3 separate regions of the Homo sapiens genome follow, and regions 2 and 3 are each linked to region 1. A link is a contact called in ENCODE Hi-C or POLR2A ChIA-PET data. All regions are on one chromosome and are shown on one strand. The core of a region is the stretch at or near the end of the contact, and the rest is flanking DNA. Distances in the headings are between cores, read along the strand shown.

Region 1 (3,975 bases), core at 851-3,350:
GTTTGGCCATATGAGTTTAGATATTATTCAATTTTACTCCCTCTGGAATTTGCAGCTATTCAAATCTACACAGTAATGAATGACTAAAAGCTAGTGGCAAAAGACAAGTATTTAAAGAATGACAGAAACAGGAAGAAATGCGTATCTGGGGAAAGTCATTAACTGTCTTTCCTGTGATGAGTGACTTCCAGAGGGCAAGAACAAATATGTTCTACATCAAAGTATCCCTGTATACTTTTGAAGGAAGTTATTTCTGTCTGCTCAAAGATTTTATGAAATGCTATACTTGGTGATAAGTTACCACTCTTCCACCCCCTCACTGGCATAGAATTACAACACAAGAGAATAACAATTAAATATTATTTGAGCTGTGGTTTAGAATGCATATATTTAGGACTTTAACAGAAATGACATTGGGTGGCATTTGCTGAAGAGCGGTATGACATGAAAATCAAATCCTTGAGAAAATAAATGACCACTCTACCAGAATGCTTAAGGTCAAGTCTATGGAGAACATTGTACCATCTTACAACTATTTTGATCTTCAGTATTTTTCTTTTTTGAGAAACATTTCTCTGATTTCCTTTTATTTAGACTTGTAGTTGAAGCAGCAGGCAAAAATAGCAGGCCCATAAAAGATCTTTTCTCCATTGATGTATATACGTTTCTTGATCATTTCTATAAACTCAGAAAGTCACATGGATATTCCAAAAATGGTGTCATATGAAAAAGTCATTTCCATCATAGTTTGTGATATTTTTCTGTATGTGCAGTTCATGTATTATATTCACTATGGTGTCATTTCATAGAATGAGGCTCTCTGGGTAGCAGGAGAAAACGCTAGGCAAATAGGGAAAACATCTGAGATTAAAAGTTTTCCAGGAAATATGTCATAAGGCAACACTAAGTATATGAATCATTGAAAGAGAACTATCTGGAGATCTCTGGGGACAAAAACTTCTAAGAATCATAAAAATGTGTTATCATGATTCCTGCTGGTAACTTGAGCCAACTTCAAAGCTTTCTTTCGGGGATTATGCCAAGAGTACCCATTATCAGAAAGGAGTAATTAGAGTGAATTATTATTATGTCCAACCTGCCTTAGATGGAGTACAGCTGCTGAGTCACACTATAAAAATGAAATTGGAGCATTCACCTGCTTATGTAGTTTGTTTGAATTGTATATCTGGTTTTCAAAGCCTGAACAGTGACACCAGAAAAATAAAAAGTCATCACAGAGTTTAGCAGACATCAGATTTGAATGCCCTCTTCTTATGTATTGCAACAAGGCAATATAATTTTCTGGACATTTTTAACACTTTAAAGATTAATTAGTTTTCATGGGGTGTTATTTAAACATAGAAATTTTATTCTATCATAAAAATAACCATTGTTCCCAGATGTGTCTGTTTAACTGTATTTATAGTGCTTGCAGTTGCAGTTCCTGGAGCCTCACTATCTGCTGCAACTGCTTCATAAAGGAAAATTTAGACAGAAGGTCACAATATAATAAAATCCTTTCTCATTCACTTCTGCAATGAACTTGAAAGGAACAGGTGCATGGTCTGGGAGGAAGACTGATTGATGATTGATTATCCAAAAGATTGCTTCTTTTTTTTTTCTTATTTTTCTTCTTTTCCTTTCCCACTCAGTAGGTTCCCCAAAATATCATGAGAAAGCAGTTTAATACAAACAGATACATCTTACTCTAGTTAAAAAAACAATTATGAAGAAGTAGAATGACATAGACAACTGATAAAAGAAGATGTAACTCATTTTTTCCCTCATTTTTGATGCATACACATCTGGGAATTTCATACACAAAGTTAAGGAAGTAAACAGATGTCTGCTGTTGATCGCCATCTCTGGTGAACTTTCAGAGCCCAGCAGTAATTTGCCCCGTGGCTCTCTCCTTATCAGAAGGGCATTATAAACTCTCACCTGGGAGTGAGCACCGCAGCCTGCCCAAGCAACATTCATCTGGCATCAATCCTGGTCATAAAACAAGCCCATGAGTAATATAACAGCCCAGGTGTCTACAATTTCCGACTTCCAAACCATCTGAAAGCATGCAACAACTTTCAAATCACGGTTTCCCTATCTCTATTTAAGGACAGTGAAGAGAACTCTAAGAATTGTAACCTAGTCCCAGACATACTTTGGTTGAGTGTAACACTCTTGCTCATTTCCCATCAAGACAGCAAATACTGTGAGTGATCAAAAAGGAATGACATACTCCAGGAGTGTAAAAGCAACTGGACCAATATCAGCAATGCAGGTTGCATAACCAGCAAATGCCTGATCTTGAAAAGATTGTCTTGACTTGCCAATGTGTTCTTCATTCAACAGCTAGGAGAGTATGTTGGTGGTACCCAGACCAAGAAGCCTCGAACATCTGAAGTGGTTTACACTGCTAAAGACAAGACAGCAGTTGTGATCAAAAACATTTCTAGCTGAATATATATTTTTGTCCTGGGTTTGAAGACACAAAAATAATGTATAGACCCTAAAGTTTATACTTATTTTAAAAATTAGGGAAAGAGAACTAGATAGAGGTGATGGTTGCAAAATGTTGCGAATGTACTAAATGCCACTCAATTGTACACTTTAAAATGATTAATTTTATGTTGTGTGAATTCCATCTTAATAAAAAAGAATTTTAAATGGTGAGAAAACATTTACATAAGGAATTAAGGCCAAAACACTCTGGGAACAATTCCTAAATAATTCTTTCATTCCACAAACTTTTTTTGCACACTTATAAGCAAAGTAAATACTAAGTAAAGCAATACTAAGGTATGGGACTTAGAAAATTAAGACACTATAAAGCAAAGTAAATACTAAGTAAAGCAATACTAAGGAATGGGACTTAGAAAATTAAGACCCTTATATTCTCATCCTTCAAAATCCCCAGAGGATTTAAAGCCAGGATACCTAGTCTTTTGTTGTTGTTGTTTTTGTTGTTATTCTAATAAAGACTTCTGGGAAAGAAAATCTTTTCTCGGTCTTATCAAGCTAAGGTTCTAGGGTTAGACAGCCTGGCTTCCATCTGTGCAAGTCTAAGCATGCTGGTTAACCTCAACAAGTCTCACTTTTCCCATGAAAAAAGGAAGACAATAAAGAGATCAAACCTCAGAAGGATGTTTTGAGGATTTAGATAACACAGGTAAAGCATGTAGTATAATACTAGCATTAAATTGATATTAAGCTTGATTGTTGACATTATTATGTAGCTTTATCATTTATGTCAATATAATGTTTAAAATTGTTTTTGCTTCCTTTATTTTTCAGCACATTTCCATGATTGTACAGTATATCTTAATGATAATGAAATCAGCAGCTCTGAATCAAATTAATTTTTAAAAGATTCTAAACGTGGTGTATCTTACTGGTATAGTAACCATGATACTGGTATAGGACCGTGATACCATAGATTCAACTAACTAGTTAAGAGCTCAATAATCAGTTAATTCTTTTCTTTTCCTTCAAGTCTCCCCATTCCTAACTGTTGCAAAAAAAAAAAAAAAAAAAAAAAAAAAAACCAAAACAGAGGAAACTCTGTTACCTCCTAAGATAGGCTTGCTGTCTTGTAAAATAGCATTCAAGCTAGTGAAAGTTTTGGGGGAGAATAAGAGTGAAATAAATACATCTACTTCTACTTGCAGTTTATTCTTTTTCTTTTTTTGTGAAAAATTAACTTTATTATTTTATTGAGGAATAATTTACGTGTAACAAAACGTCCCATTTTAAATGTACAGTTGGTGAGTTGCAACAAATATATACTCATATATAACCACCACTACAATCAAGATAGCAAACATTTCTATCACCCCCCAAGATTACCCTTGTGCCTCTTTGCAATCAACCCCACCCCGTCCTTTGCGTCAGGCAACTATTTATCTGCTTTATGACATTTACGTTAGTACAGTGTCATCTACAACACAGCATTTGCAAATTATGACCCACAAGTTTTTT
Region 2 (4,562 bases), core at 1,545-4,044, 270 kb after region 1:
ATAGTAAAGATTGGTAAATAATTAAGAAACTTTCAAATATTTGGATGTTTTATATTAGATGAGTGTATGAATAACTAAATACATACTTACTAGCTATTATTTACTAATAGGTACAATATAAAAGGGCATAGAATAACAGCAGAATGGAGCTCTGATTTTAGCTTGGCACTAATAGGCTGTGACAACTATCTGGATTTGTAACCGCTCTAGGTATCACTGTCTTTGTGGGTGAAATGAGAGGGTTATAGGAAGTACCTCCAAGATGATTTTCAGTCATAAAATGTTGTGCTAGGGACTCTGAGTTTTTAGAAACTCTAAAGGTTTTTATGTGGTCATTTCTTTTTTCTCAAGACAATATGGAACCTAAACAATATCAGTGATGTTGCTGTTTGTTAGAGCTATTTCTTTGAAATGATTTCTAGAAATCAAACATCTCTTAACTCTCTTCTCTTGTGTCTCTTTCGCCAGCAGCTAAATGTATGATTTTTCTTAAGTACAATAGATAAAATCAGGAGAATACAGGAGTATAAAAATGTCGTTAAATGTTTCTTTTAATCTTAGAGCTGAAGTAAAAGGGAGTGTGTATAGGTGAGTGAATTAAAGGATTCCATATGAGATACTTTATATATTCAAACTTTTGCCAAAAGGATACTTAAAACATTCACAAAGGGAATTCTAAGAAGCCAAAAGATTTCTCCCTCCAAAAAGACACAGGACCCCATTGAATTAAAGCTTCCGACCTCTGAGTACCAGGCTGCCCCTGATTAAAAACAAATGGAACACGTGCTATGCAGCATAAGTTTACCTGATTTATGACTTGGAAAATTAAGTTACTATTACTTATGGGGCTTGGAAGCAAAGGCCCAATGCAATAGCTAATTGAGAGTAGAGAAGGGGTATATGCTGAAATTGGGAAAATATATTTTAGGGAATGGCTGAGTGAAGACATCAGGGTATGTAATTAAATGGCTTTTTAAAAAAAAGTCACACTCCCAACAACCTCTTATATCAAACAATTGGAATGTGTTAGTTTTATTAACTGGTCTTCTGCCATTAGCTCCATCAAGCTGGGTATTATAGAGTTCACTTTCTTCATTGCCTATAGTAAACATATTAAAACTTGCATTACCAGGTGTCTCGTAATAATGGAGTATTCGTTTAGGAGAAAAATTTGCGGTAGTTCTCCAATAATTAAAGGCAATTTGAAATGCAAGCAATTTCTGAGTCTTGGTAAACTACCCAAATGACTAGGTAGTTCCTAGGTTCTTCATAGTCATAACAGTATGTTTTGATGAGTTTTCTGATTCATCAAATGAATCACCATTTAATCTTAAGAAGAAATGTTATTTTCTTAGGAGTTAGGGATCAGGAAGTTCTGGTTATGAAAGGTCAAATGCGGGAAGACAGGAGAAGGAATAAGACTATGCACAGGGCCCTTGCTACCAACTCTCATTCCAGTGTAAGTCTACTTTCCAAGCCACTCAGAAAGTTGCATGGTAGGGAACTAAAAATCTCATTATTTCTTACAGTTGGGCTGTGACTATTTGAGTGATAAAATTGATGACATATGGAGGGAGTTTTTGTTTTTATTAGACGATCAATTATTCTAGACACATGGCTGTAATTTGTTCTAATAACTACTGAATGTTTTTGAAATTGAAGGGTGATGCTGTCTAATCATAATAAAAACTGATTTTGCTATCATTGAACTTAGTTACTGAGGAAATATGAATATATACTTATTTAATTACAGTGAAAGAAAATTTTGGCAATTGAGAGTTATTTTACTAATTAAGACACTAAAAGAATATTTCTCTAACCTAAATCTCTCTTTTAAAATTCATACACTTTATTCTATAGTCATGATTCTTGTCTAGGGATGATTTTGCCCTCCAGGAGACATTCAACAATGTCGGGAGACATTTTTGGTAGAGGCCAGGAACGCTGCTAGCGATCTTACAGTACACAAGACAGCCCCTAAGATAAAAACATTTGTCAACCCAAAATATTGGCAGTACCAAAGCTGAGAAACTCCAAAGGAACTTTTAACCATTCAGTATATAGTTCATTAACTCAATAACTGAAAAGTCACATAAATGCAAACTGATTACTATTACTCTAAATGGACTCCATTTTTAAAAATGCGATTTACATACAATTTTTCAGGAGCACATTATCGTTGAACATGAGATAGAGCTGTACAGATTTAAACCCAACAAACAACGCCAAAAGAAAACCCACTCACCATACCATCTGCTGCAGGGAGGAACTTGACCAAGGCCTGACCTGGCACTTTGCCCCCAGTAAGAACTCAATAAATGCTCGCTGAAAGAGTTTTTAAATAATCAATTATTTGTTCAAAATATAAGGATAGGCTTTCTTGAGAATGTCTATGCTTTCTTTTTAATAAAGATCTAAAATGCCCAACGGGAGAAAAATTCATTCCTAAAGAAACTAGATTTGTATCTTATTCAAATTTAAAATAAAATTATTTTTTAAAAATTGTTTGGTTTTAAGATTGTTGAGTTGGTTGAAACAGAAAGTAGCTCCATGGCTATTTTAATCACAGCTCTGGCTCTGTTTCCATAAAAAACACTGACTGTTTCCAGATATAAAAACATTTGCACGACCTCCAGAGGGACGTTCCAAAGTAGCTTTCTGCTGTCTGCAAGACAGGCTGTGCCCAGGGACCCACTTTTCTCTATCAATCTCTAGCAAGAATGAAGTCTTCACTTTAGCTCAGTAGCCTGGGGGAGAAAAGATGTTTCACACCCACTAATTAGGGGCTGTCAGGTAACCCAGGTGACCCCTGAGATGCCAAGGTAATGAATTGTTTGGTCACGCTTCCTGCCACTCTGACTCAGAGATGCTCACACACCAACCGCCCATCTATGAGTCTCTAACCTTTTGGAGGTTTTCCGATCATGAATTTTGAGGAGTAGGAGAAGCCAGAGAAACAGTGGCAAAGACAAAGAGATCCTGAAAGGCCTGGAACCAGAGAAATCAAGAGCCAGAGACAGCTGATTTGGGATGGAAGTTTCCAGCCTTTCACTGAAGTATCTCTCACACATGTATAAACACAAAAAGTGAAATGTCCTTAAGCAACAATCTATTAGTTTAGTGTATCTAGCTGTGTGTAAACATCTAGAAACCATGCATCCCATTTTCTTGCTCACCTGACTTAAAAAATTGGCTCCAGACTAGTATAAGCAATTTTTCTTTATGACAAAGGATTTAAAAAGATTATAAGAAATAAAGGTAGAATTAAATATTAGGATAACAAGGTTTGGAGTGGAAGTTAAAGATGTAACAACCCCTACATCCCTCCCTATCTATCTATCTATCTATCTATCTATCTATCTATCTATCATCTACCTACCTACCTACCTACATATCTACCTCCCTCCCTCCCTATTCCTAGTCTATAATGTAGAAAAAAAGTACACTAACATTTCTTCCCATGGGCAATGATACTAATATTGTATTTTTGGCAGTTTTATCTGTACTTGAAAATAAATTAATGGCTCCCCAATGAAAGTCAAGTGCAAGTTAAAGATGGAAAATAATTGTATTAAGAAAAATGCATCATGCGGACTTAGCGAATTTTTAAAAGATATTTTCACAAAAAACTACTGAACCTAACTTCACTTGTGAGTCACGGCATAGAGCACGGGGAAAGGTCAGTCAGTACTTATTTATCAAAAGTGAGTAAATAAGGTTGATGCCATGAGATGTTCAGTTGTTTGAAAAGTAAGAAATCCAGCCTAATGTCTGCTTGTGTAATGAGTTTAGCCATGTGAAATTGCTGAGTTTTTAGGCCAACAGTAAATATCAACAATTTTACAAAGTTTAGCTTTGTAGCATCGTTTTTTTAAAAAAAATTGTTAGACAACATTTTAAATCTCCCTTCTTACTTTCCAAATCATCTGTGAAAAGGAATCTTCAAAGCTAAATCCTATCTTCCCCTACTGTTGGCATGGAAGGAAATCTTAGAAATAATTTTCTCCTCCGTAGGCATCTAAAATGAATTTTATTTCAAGAAAGAACCAATTATTTCTAGATAAATTGGGATTATGTAGGAAATGGGCCTGTGGGTCCACAGCCATGTTGAGCAGAGTAGGCAGAGGGCAAGGAGAACAAGGAACGGCTAACACTCACAGAGCCAGACCTGATTCTCACTTTTTGACGCATATTTACTCATCTAAATCTCACAAGAAACCAAAAAAATGGTATCATTACTGGCCCCATTTTATGGATGTTGTAACAGAGGCACAAGCAAGTTAATTCTTCTAAGGTCACACATTAGTGGATATTGAGACAAGATTCAAACCTAGGCAGTCTAGTTTCAGAACATACGTACTTAACCCCGGCACTGTACTTTTCCCCAAACAATACCCTGTCCTCCTTCTATATCCCCTTCCTCTGAATTGCCTTTCTTTTTTTCACCTAACTCCATCTGGTGAATACATTTGCATGGGCTCGTACAATTATTCTTTGTCTCTTGCTGCTGCAATGACAGGTTGCTGACAATATGAACTGTGTCTGTCTCATTTGTTAAGGCG
Region 3 (4,445 bases), core at 1,495-3,994, 480 kb after region 1:
GCTGGGATTACAGGCATGTGCCACCACGCCTGGCTAATTTTTGTATGTTTAGTAGAGACCAGGTTTCACCACGATGGCCAGGCTGGTCTCGAACTCCTGACCACAAGTGATTTGTCCCCCTCGGGCTCCCAAAGTGCTGGTAATATGGGCGTGAGCCACCGCGCCTGGCCTGAACCCATTCTTAAGTCTCCAAAACAACTTCACTAGCACTTCCTGGTTTGCCTGACTAAATATCAAAATGCTTCGAGCAGAAGTGAAGTTGGAGTGGCAAATCCCAGAGACAGGAGAAGGGAATAGGTGAGTTTGTATTCTATCCTCTGCCCAGACTGTGCAGTCCACTTGGCTGAGGATCCTATAATAACCCAAGAGTTGGCTGAAGTAGGCCTTGGGCCTAGCTGAGCTGAGGAAGGTGAGCTTAGAGGCAAATGTCCCCACTGATATCACCCTGAAGCCCTGCTTTCCTAAAACCTAAGTTCCTGGAGGAGAGTCAGAAACCAGAGAACCATTTAAGTGCCAGGAAAATACAAAGCAATTAGTGACTTTTGCTTTAGGCAGAATCTAAAGAGGAAAAAGAAATCTTTGAGCCTCATGAAACTCCACCTCCCTGGGCCTCTTCCGGAACCACAATGTTCAGCCCACTCAGTGTTTGGCCAATGCCACTCTCTCCTCCCCCAGAACATTTCTTTGCTCCTGGAAAATCATCTGGAAACTGTCATCACCACTGTGCTGGTTGGCAGATGTCCCCCAAAGAGAGAGTGAAGCGTACCACACACTACAAGGCATTTCTGGGCTTGGACCAAGAAGGGGCGAGGGCGGAGAAAGAAGATGGCCCAGTCAAAGGGCAACACAGCATCAGCAGGGCTCCTGGGGCCAAGAGGAAAGAGATGGGACTGAGTCTGCCACCAAGCCAGGAGCTTGGGGTGCCACTCCTTACCTGCGCTTTACCTGCCTCCAAAGCACCTTGATGGAGCCGCAAGGATGGGAGGCAGCTTTCTGTGACCTGTGAGTCGTCTCAGGGAAATAGAAGGGGAATCCATGAAAGAGGCAGCAAGAGTCTCAGAACATTATGAGCCCAGAGGACAGAGCAGAGTTCACGTGGACAGAGGCTGGATTCTGCGGGAAACCAGACCTGGAGACAACAGCAGAGATGAAATCTTGTCTCCTTCAGAAGTTTAGGCACATTGTCAGCCCTCAGGCAATATTCACTGAATTGATTTATTCAAAAATCAGAATGATTTGACGTTGGGCTAAATGGGAGAGACATGACAAGTGACAGGGAAAGACAGGATGGAAAGGACATGGTGTCTCCACCACGTTGTACTTCCTCTACCCAGAACTCTACTCTGTCATCTGGAGTCCTAGAAAGATTTAGATGTAGCCACCCCATTCCCCCCATCCCTGCCCAGCCTCGTGTTCGTCCATACTTTGCAAATTTGCAAGCACCCGCAACAGCCTGCTTTGCCGCCCATGATACAGCATATATTTAATATAGTTGGGGTTCAAACTAATGCTCTACTGGGAGCTCCCTAGGAAAACTCTAGAGCCAGGTCCCTGGGGAGAAGTGGACCCTGGAGGCGTGGGGATGGGGTGAACGCCTGGGTGGAATATCTGAGCAAACCTACTCTGCCTTTCTGTCCAATCATACGGTAGAAAGCATACCTTCCAGGTACAGTATCAACCCCTCCGTCAGGGTTAGACACCACCTTTTCTCCTGGCTGCTGAGGAAAACATCTCAACCTATGAGATGTCTCCACTGCTCCAAGAAAATGAGTATTTAGGGGAAAGATTAAATGCCCATATACTTGAATCTATAGTGACCCTACCCCTAAATTATACTAGTAACTGTTTATCTGTCTCTGCTTTGCCTGTGGATATTAAGGCAGATGAGACAAAAAGTCTTCTTTTGCCAACCAAAGCTAACAGTTTGCGAGCTTTAGGGGGACCCCAAAGGGGACCAGTTTCTGTAATACAGTTGATGCCTTCTGTCTGTGTTCTGTCAGGATTCCCTCACATTTTAGCCAACCTGGAAACTAGGGAAGAAAAAGTAACAGGTTCCAGTCCTAGAACTCTGTGGAAGAAATCAACCTGCCCTTTCTCGTGGGGGTAAACACATGTGATCCAAAAGATAGTGACAGGAACACTGTTATATTTTCCGGGTCTTAATGATTTGGAAGGGGAATACTGTCCCCTCTCCTAGGCCAGTCCAAATTTCACAACCCATCCGGAAAACAAAAGGCTGAAGACAGAAAAAGAAGACATTTACTATTCCACTTCTTCCTTTTACATCAGTGAGAGAAAGGGCCTTGGGAGAAAGATGGCACAGAGAGAAACAAAAGAAAGAAAGAAAGAAAACCAAAAATCTCTGCTTTCTCAAAAATCCCTGGTCTGCCTATCTAGGCTGGGAGAGACCCCGAGGGCAGCCTGTCTCTCCTGCAGCCTTTGCAGTCAGCGACAGGCATCATGAAATTAATTTGAAATAAACAATGACAAAGCAGGAAGCTCAACGGGTCCCTGAGTTGCTTTGGGCCCCCACTCCTCCCCGAAGCCCCTGGGCTGTTTAACAAAGCCGTGGGTCCGCCTACCCCAAGCACTTTTTGTGACGTCACAGCTCCGAGGACCATCCGGGGGCTTTACTCTCGCGGAAGCCCAAAAGTTGGGGTTTGACCTCATGACCTTGGCCTTCCCGGGGGGCGGGAGGCCCTCGGGACAGGACGCGCTGTCCCCGGAGTCCGGAGCTCAGGCCAGTGGCAGTCGACCCAGCCCCCGAGACTCCCTCACGCCGCTCCAAAACCAAAACGGAGCCCAACACGAAGCTGGGTGAAGCCGTAGCTTGCAGGAGCCAGGGAGATGCGCTCTGCCCGGGACTTCCCGGGTCCTGTTGAGACGGAAAGGATCGCAGGGAAGACAGGATAATTGGTCTTTAACTCTGACCGTTACCTTCGAAATTGCACCTTACAAGCATGTCCTCTATTTCCGTGGCTTGATGGGGACACTTTCTCTGATTAAGATCCGGAATAATCACCCACCCAATGGGATCTCTTAGAGGGAAGCGCTGGTTAGAATCCCTCCAGGCTGAGATGCAATCATCGCCATTGAGCCTGCCCTCCCCTAGGGAAACCCCACAAAACCATCCTGAGAATCTCAGCCCTCTTTGGTCGGTACCTGAGACTGCATAGACCTAAACTGAAAGGTGATCGAAGGGGAGGAGCAGTTGCTCGTGCGGAGGAAGCTCTTGGGGCCGAAGTGGCCCCGGCCGAGTATGTCGCAAAGGAGGCACCACTGCGTTGAGCGCTTACTGTATCTTTACTTTTAAATCACCAAGGCAAAATCACCTTCAGCTAAAAATGCCTGAAAGACTTTTTAAAATAGTGGGAGTGGGCGTTAGGGGGAAGAGATGGCCTAGGAAATTTTCCGCAGGGCGTTCTAGGGATGAGTTGAGGGAAGCCGCATGACGCGCGGCTCCCCGGTGCCACAGCTAAGGACAGATATTTTCGCAAAACCCAGAATGAAAAAAGAGCACGCTCCCTTTGGGAGCGCTGTCCCTTTGGGACTGGGGCCTTCCACTCCCACCCCTCCTTTTTCCCTGATCGGCTCCGCAGCTCCACGACAAGCCAGCTGGTCTGGTCTCTGACTTGGGCTCCGGTCCGTACCCCCGGGGCGCCCTGCTGTGTTACAGCCGCCCGACGCCCCCAGACCCGGCCAGGTCACCAGGGCAGATTGGAGGTTCGCGCCCCCTCACCCGACACCTCCCGTCCACCTCATCTTTCTTTTTTTCGAAAACAGGAAAGGGAAGAAAACTGAAACGGGCCTCTTGGTCTGCAGTTTTAGCGGAGTCGGGATTCCACAGCCCTGAGTGGCACATGCCGGTCAACTTCCCAAAGTCGGGCTCCCGTGTGGGGAGAAATACACACGCAGGAATGCACAAGCATCGCGTGTTCGCAACTGTCGCTGGGAGGTCTGGCGGCTGTGATGGGACATGCACTCACTCGGGCAACACGTCCACAGGTGACATCTATTCGATCAGTCAACAGATATTTATTGCGCACCTACGACGCTATCTGGTACTTTCCTTTTCCCCTTAGCTGTTGCTGTCCAGCCCAGCGCCAGTCCAGAGACGGGCTTACCGGCCGCTCCCTTCCACAAGAAACTCGTGTCCGGCGTGAAGAGCGGACGATAAACACTCTCCAAGCCCAGCGAAATGTACTAATTACAGGAGCGGCTGGGAGCCCGCGACACGGGGACCTGTCCCTCCAGGGATAGGAGTCTTCTACCTGCAAGGGACCCGGCCTGGGGAACTGGAATAGACAAGGGGTAACCCCTTCTCCCATCACCTCTAATGAGAACATTGTCCGGGGCTGAGATATTTGGGGGACGCCGCTGCTCACCCCACCAAACTTTCCCTAGGGACAGAAAAGCGTCCCTACCGAAAACGGATTTAAACACCG

Evidence for each region. Hi-C counts contacts between places; a loop is a spot of excess contacts on that map. ChIA-PET counts read pairs that join two places held with the same protein, here RNA polymerase II (POLR2A). Pooled maps may share reads with other maps.
Region 2: a loop to region 1 is called in a map of PC-9, with 4 times the contacts of the local background. The contact joins two enhancer-like sites. A Hi-C loop is called at or near these places in 1 of 168 maps with a recorded cell type or tissue (PC-9). POLR2A ChIA-PET finds 5 or more read pairs at or near these places in 1 of 52 experiments (A673).
Region 3: a loop to region 1 is called in a map of PC-9, with 12 times the contacts of the local background. The contact joins the promoter of SOX9-AS1 here to the enhancer-like site in region 1. A Hi-C loop is called at or near these places in 5 of 168 maps with a recorded cell type or tissue (Calu3, PC-3, PC-9 and 2 more) and 4 of 50 pooled maps. POLR2A ChIA-PET finds 5 or more read pairs at or near these places in 2 of 52 experiments (AG04450 and MCF 10A).

What each region holds. Positions count from the first base shown.
Region 1 is chr17:71,631,516-71,635,490 of GRCh38, forward strand. No RefSeq gene overlaps it. Among named protein-coding and RNA genes, the nearest start is that of ROCR, 390 kb to the right of the region's middle. Within about 2 kb of position 2,101, at least 5 of the 41 ENCODE cell types and tissues checked have a DNase peak (open chromatin) inside an H3K27ac peak, as active enhancers do; they include PC-3, PC-9 and mammary epithelial cell, where a contact is called at or near this core.
Region 2 is chr17:71,898,202-71,902,763 of GRCh38, forward strand. No RefSeq gene overlaps it. Among named protein-coding and RNA genes, the nearest start is that of ROCR, 130 kb to the right of the region's middle. RefSeq lists an enhancer at 2,131-3,330. Within about 2 kb of position 2,795, at least 4 of the 41 ENCODE cell types and tissues checked have a DNase peak (open chromatin) inside an H3K27ac peak, as active enhancers do; they include PC-9, where a contact is called at or near this core.
Region 3 is chr17:72,113,272-72,117,716 of GRCh38, forward strand. It overlaps SOX9-AS1 (SOX9 antisense RNA 1), which reads right to left and starts at 2,745. Exons shown (of 7, transcript NR_103738.1): 1 at 2,583-2,745; 2 at 935-1,129. RefSeq lists an enhancer at 4,425-4,445.